Regions from separate parts of the Homo sapiens genome. Here region 2 is linked to region 1. The links are chromatin contacts, found by Hi-C in ENCODE. All regions are on one chromosome and are shown on one strand. The core of a region is the stretch at or near the end of the contact, and the rest is flanking DNA. Distances in the headings are between cores, read along the strand shown.

Evidence for each region. A loop is a pair of places that touch in the nucleus more often than their neighbours do. Pooled maps may share reads with other maps.
Region 2: a map with no recorded cell type shows a loop between it and region 1 (23-fold over the local background). The contact joins two enhancer-like sites. A Hi-C loop is called at or near these places in 4 of 37 single-sample maps with no recorded cell type and 2 of 50 pooled maps.

The regions. Positions count from the first base shown.
Region 1 is chrX:6,737,481-6,740,816 of GRCh38, reverse strand. It overlaps a transcript of PUDP not described here. Among named protein-coding and RNA genes, the nearest start is that of VCX3A, 200 kb to the right of the region's middle. Within about 2 kb of position 1,641, at least 4 of the 41 ENCODE cell types and tissues checked have a DNase peak (open chromatin) inside an H3K27ac peak, as active enhancers do.
Region 2 is chrX:9,339,850-9,343,185 of GRCh38, reverse strand. No RefSeq gene overlaps it. Among named protein-coding and RNA genes, the nearest start is that of TBL1X, 120 kb to the left of the region's middle. RefSeq lists an enhancer at 1,127-1,186. Within about 2 kb of position 1,550, at least 34 of the 41 ENCODE cell types and tissues checked have a DNase peak (open chromatin) inside an H3K27ac peak, as active enhancers do.

The sequences.
Region 1 (3,336 bases), core at 392-2,891:
ATTAGAACTCGTTGATAAGATGTCGTGAAAGTGTGGGATGAGGAGCACGAGAGGGTGTATCATTATCAGCCCTCTTGGTATTACTGACATGACATTTCAATGAATGCACTCACTTGGGCTCAACATGTGGCCTCTGGGCCTTCTCAGGGATCTCTGCAGTGGGTTCCAATTATTAATAAGGCTATTATTTAAATTTAATGTATGATCTTATGTTGGAAAAGGAAAAAGTGATTACAATACTGACAGGCACGCAAAAACAGATTCTTTAAATTTGCAAAAACCTTACTCTTAGGGACATCTCTAATGGTCCTTGAGCTTTATAAAATCTGATAAAAATAAATTTAATATTGAAGTGAAAAATCTGGAATAATTCAGAAACAACTCTATAAAATAGGTATCCTTAATTGTTAAAAATATAATCTTTTGTCTCCCTAGTTAAAGGTCCAACCATGTGTACAAAGAAGTGTCTATTCCATGACAACAGATTTTTGATCAATTATTTTCCCAATGGGAGAATGCTAATTACCAAGTTATCCTTTGGGAAAATACCAAATACCAAATAAAATACCAGATAAATAAAATAAAATAACAAACACCAGTGCTGCATTTCACAAAAATTATTACTTGGAAAACCAATTCCATGGAATGCAGGGTGACCACCCACCCCACAATACGGAAAGTTGCCAGGATATAGGACTTTCACTCCTGAAATTGTGACAGTATTGGGCAAACCAGGATGAGTTGATCACCCTAAAGGAATAGGGAATAGTAAAAATTACCCTGCTAAAGGTGTCTATGATCAAACATGACAGAGACATTCTGCGATAAATAAAATTTGACCATTGTCTTTACTGTAACCATTCACAAAATCTTAGTAGGCTAATAAATAAATGAGAAGAGCATCAGTTGGGCACTGCCTATTCCCAGGTTCTAGAAACTAAAATACTACTCCAAAAATAGCCAGGTATTAAATTTTAGCTCAGGTTCCATCCCTCTTGGAACATGAAGACAAGCTCAAAGTTTTACAGTAAAACTCCCTTGAAGATCAACAGATGAAGGAGGAAATATTTGGAGAAGAGAGGGAATATTTGTGCCTCTATCTAAATCACATAGTGGAAATTATTTGTAAGTTCATTCATTTTTTCTTTATCCTACTGTTCTCTTTCTAGGGCTTCTCAGCCTTGACACTATTGACATCAGGGGCTGGACCATTATTGTGGAGGGCAGTCCTATACTTTGTAGGATGTTAAGTGGCATCTCTGGCCTCTGCCCAACAAATGCTAGCAGCACCCCCGACACACACACTCTGCCATTTCCAGTTGCGACAACCAAAAATGTCCTCAGACATGGCCAAATGTCCCTGGAGAGGAGCAATGTTACTCCGAATTGATAACCTATTTGAGCCAGTCTGAAAAATAAGGTCCCACAAACAGAGAAGCAAGCTCAGGAAGCGGTTACTCAGAAAAGCAAACCCCTTTCAGGAAATTGTCCTTGATGGCTTCTAGGTCACTGCAGCTTCCTAAGGGATGCCATGTGACTGTTGAGAGTGGAAGTGTTCCTATCATCCATGTGCACGATTTCAGCAAAAAGCAGGCCCTTCCGTGAACCATTTTCGAAACCTTGAAGAAACAGACATTGGTGTTCAACCGCAACACCTGGCGTGTGAATGTGGCTCTATCAGATGATTAACTTAGCTCTCACAAACACAATTCAGGAAGGAAAAGAACATGCAAATAGTTGTTCTCATCACTCTCAAAAACTGCTAATTGTCCCCCTCACTAGCTACTAGAGGCACTCAGGGCTGCAGGAAATGGTGACTCAACGCAGGTGTTTGTACTCTATCTCTCTCTTCCTCTATTTCTTTGCTGTCTTCCCATGCGACCTTCAATTTGTCAATTAAATTCAAAAGCACCGAAAAAAAGAGGAAAGGCATTTAAAAATGTCTGGCAATGATTAATGAACCCATCAATGCAGTAATCAAATTCCCTGGGTTTGAGGCAGGTTTTCTCATTCTCAACTTTGACATTTGAGGGTTTGGGGTAGGTTTTCTCAACTTTGACATTTGAGGGTGAAGTCATTCTCTGTGGTAGGGGCTGTGCTGTGCATTGTCGGGTACTGAGTAACATCCCTGGTCTCTACCCAACAGATGCTAACTGGGTTATTGCAACCCAAAATGTCTCCAGACATGGCCAAATGTCCCTAGGGAAAGAATAATCCCTGTAGAGTATCACTAGTTTATGGGATAAAGATGAAGAGAAAATGGACAGTTGCTCAAAACATTTAGGAAAAATCTAAGGGTAACTTTCAAAAATACATATGCCTGGATTCCACGCTTGGAGACTTAGAAGTCATTGGTGTGGGATTCAGCTGGGGTACAGGATTCTTTAAGCCTCCCCAGGTGGTTCTAAGGTGCAGACAGAGTTGGGAACTACTCATCTAGAAAAGAAGACAATAATGACCAGAGTTCCAATAAAGCTTCACAACACTTCTCAGAAATCGACACGCATGGCACCAACAGATTCCATTACATTGTTGCCCATCATCCATGATGGTTTTGTAAGCTGTAGAATTGTCCTCAGTTCTAGAAACTGTGTGTGTTTCTGAGTGTCTAAGAACTCTTGTACATGGACTAAATTAGATGATGTGGACTGGGGGACCAACCACACCCCCTGGGATATGAGAAACCAAGAGTTGCATCAAGCACTGCCTGCACCTGCATCTGCTAGCATTGTCCAAGGTTTTCTAGGGTGCCATGATGGCATCTTCATCTACTCCTTTTTTTTCATATCCAGTTCATTAAGTCCTGCCTGTTGAACTTTAAAAACATATCCAGAATATGACCTCTTCTCATTAATCTCATCATGACCTTCTAGAAACTGCTACCATTGGGTCTTTCAGGATAATAGTAATACTATTTGTATTTTTTGCTTCAGTGCTCGCATCGACAGCACAAAGCCCTCAAGGTTATTCTAAACCCAGTTGATGGAGTAATCCTTTTAAAATAGGAGACAAAGTTGTGCCAACCTCCCAACCTGGAAACAGGAAATGGGGTGGGTGGTGCTGCTGGCATTTTTGGGCAGAGACCAGGGATACTTCTCAATATCCTACGATACCCCTCTCCTGCATCCTAAAATTTGAGAACCTTGCAGTGACATGCAAAGATGGGTCCCCGCCATCACTTCTGTGGCCCCACCTCCTACTACTCTCCCTCCCTCCCTCCCTCATCCATGGCCACTCTGGGTGCCTAGGGCATTCCAGGAATGCTCCTCCTTCAGGGTCCTAATACCTGCTGCTCACTCTCACTGCAAAGCTCTCCCAGAGTTATTACCAGGTTCT
Region 2 (3,336 bases), core at 301-2,800, 2.6 Mb before region 1:
GAGCCCCAACTCTGGAGTGTTCTTACTCAGGGATTTAATTATAGGACGGGGTCGTCAGGAGCAGGTCTCCCACTGCCCTGCAGGAACCCTTTTTGACCTTCAGTAGAGACAGAGCCCTAAAACTTTGGGCCTGATTTTCCCTTCCCCAACTCCTCCTCGTGCCCTTCCCAGGCACTTCCTCACCCCCAGAGACTCCCTTCTTTACCTCTGTCCCCAAGTCCCTCTCCACCCAGGCCTTCTCAAGGGCTCCCCCGCAGCAGGACCCCTCTGCCGTCCCCTTTCCTGTTTCAGAGTGTCGCGGCGTTCTGGGAACCACAGCACCCCCCAACAGCCCTGAGATCCCCGGGGGAGGACCCGGTGAACCTGAGCCGTGTTTTGGGAGCACAGGGAGACACCCGCGCGGGCGGCCGGCGGCGTGGGGGCGGGGCGCTGCGAGTGCGCAGCTCTTCTAAGGTCCTCGGTAATTCTTTCCCAGTCCACGTAGGGCGCTGGCACAGACCGGCCCCGAGTCTGATCCTGGGGGAGGGGAGGAGAAGAGAGGGGAGGGGAGGGGAGGAGGCTGGAAGACTAAGAGGGAGGAGGGAGGCTGTGGCCTAAACTCCAATGCAGGGAGAGGAGGCTAGGAGGGGGGAGGGAGGGACAGAGAGGGGATGAAAAGCAGAGGAGGAGGGGGAAGGGGAGGAGAAGGAGGAGAGAGGGGTGCAAAACGGAGGAGGAGGGGGGAGGAGGGAGGGGGTGAAAAGCAGAGAAGGATGGGGAGGGGAGAGGTGGAGGGGAGAAGGAGGGGGAGGGTAAAAAGCAGAGGGGGAGGGGAGGAAGAGGGAGGGGTGAAAGCAGAGGGGGAGGGAAGGAGGGAGGGGGTGAAAGCAGCGGGGGAGGGGGAGGGGAGGTGGGAAGGAGCAGGGGGAGGGTAAAAAGCAGAGGGGGAGGGGAGGAGGAGGGAGGGGGTGAAAAGCAGAGGGGGAGGGGAGGAGGAGGGAGGGGGATGGGAGGTGAGGGAGGGAGGACAAGGGGAAGTGAAAAAGGGAGGAGGGGGAGGGGAAGTGAAAGAGGGAGAAGCGGGAGGGGAAGTGAAAGAGGGAGGAGGGGGAGGGGCGCCACCCAGCCTCTTTCCGGAGGAGACTCATTTAGATGCAATGGCCAATTTTTTTTTTTTTAAACCAGACTGTATAAATTTACAGTTTCCTTTTCAGCTGAAGCAGACAATGTTAAAACACATTAGATTTTCTGTTTCGGAATGCAAATTAAACATAGGCAAGCTCTTGGAAGGCTTCATTGAGGGCTTGAGAAAATAGGAGATTGAAAACGTCGATGCTTGAGTAAGGCAAGAGATTTTAGCCTTGCAGCAATGTGGTCGTGTGTGTGTTTACTTAAAAAGAGAAAATTGCTTAATAATAAAACGGCCCTAGTCTTCCTTGAACATAACAGGAAGCACTGCTTAAAAAAACATTTATTTCTTTTTTTTTTTACAGCCACCATTTATTTGTCGGTGCACAGGGAGGGGGTGCCGTTGAGGCAGGGTTGGGGTAGTCACCCAGGCACTCCCCAAAGCCTGCTCACCCGGCCCCTCCAACCCCAAGGAGTGGAATCTAGAAGCAGCCCCTAGGGGCTCTCCCCTCTAATCTAGAAATGACTTTCCTAAACAGCTGTCACTATAAACTAGGTTCCTTTCTGTTCTCTGTCCCCTTTTTTCACCCCCAAAGCAAAAACAACAAAAACACAACCTAATAGAAAAGCCCCTCCCGCCGCAACTAAAAACAAGCAGAACACTCGCCCCAAATTCTGTTTCTGCTGTTCCTGCCCCCGTTTATAGGAGCCTTGTGGGCTATTTTCTGCTCTTTTCTCCCCCTGGAGAGTTATTTAAGTCCTTTAAATGCCATTCTGTGCACACATAACTTAAAAATGGTCTGGCACGGGGGAAAAGTTGGCAAATGTCTAGTTCACAATCTGTTGGGTTATGTGAAGCCAGATTCAGTAAAAACTCTATTGGCTTCCGGAGCCAGGTTATGCAACATCTTAAAAGGGTTTGGGGATGTGTCTGTAGGAGGGGGAAGGGGGACCTGAGAGGGGAAATACCGAGCTGGGTGTCACATGTAAGTTTGCTATACTGGGGATGGCCGTGGACACAGACGGGTGTAGGGAGCTGCACCATTTCAGTCTTAAGAGCAAGAAGCCCCCCTGCATTTTAACTGTGTGGGCTTTGAAAATAGGGGTGAGGGGACCAAAAGGCCTTCCCGGGCCATGAGTTCCTGTAGGGTCTCCACGTTGAGATGGCGAGTGGGGGATGGGCCCGTATGAGCCGGCTAGGGCTGCCATGCCAGAGTAGCAGACAGGGATTCCCTCACATTCTGGAGGCCACATGTTTGAAACCCAAGTGTCACAGGGCTGCTTTCTCCCGCAGCCCCTCTCGGTGGCTTGTAGACGGCCTGTATCCTCCCATGGTCGTCCCTCTGTGTGTGCCTGTGTCCTCATCGCCTCTTCTTATAAGGACTCCAGTACTACTGGACCAGGGCCCACCCTAATGACCTCATTTTAATTTAATTACCTCCTTAGAGATCCTGTTTCCAAATACGGTCACATTCCAAAAGGTAGTGGGGATTAGAGCTTCAGCCCTTGAATTTTAGGGATTATTCCCCATTATGGGATGGGGAGAACACTTAGGAGGCTTGATAAGGGAAGCAGAGAGGGTGGGGAAGGAGTTTGCATCCCTTGGGCATCCAGGCCTCGGGATGCCCCGGCCCCTCAGCCCCTGGGTTTGCAGACTGGAGAGCAGGGCTGCTCCCAGGGAAGTGGGCGGGGTGGGGGCGGGGTAGCTGTTAACTGCTAGACTTGGGCCTGTCGCCCATATGACAGCTGCATTTTTAATTCTCTTTTGGAATATTCCTTCTGTATTGCAGTTTCACCATAGCCTGAGAGCCAGCTGGATAAGCTGCTAGGGACACAGGATTCCCTAGTGATAGCGCAGGGCAGCAGTGGTGTCTCAGTGTCTTGCTCACATCTGTGTGCTTGGCACCTGGGAGGGAGCCCCAGGTAATTCTGCAGACTTAAAGGAGGGGAGGAGCAAGCTCACCCTGTGGGTTTTCAAGATGCTAATTTAATCTTCGTTGTTTGTACTTGACAGAAACCACAAAGCTTGTTTATCCAAAGTAGTATCTTTTGTGGTGAAACGATTATCAGTAATTATTAAGAAACAGACGGAGTCTTCTCCTTGGCCACTGAAAAACTCAGAAATGTGGGGAGAAATATCAAAGTTGTGGATGATCTGATATCATGAATTTTCTCAGGAAGGAGATGACCAGAGGCGAAAGTGTATTGGAGCTTCCATCTCGGTGGCTT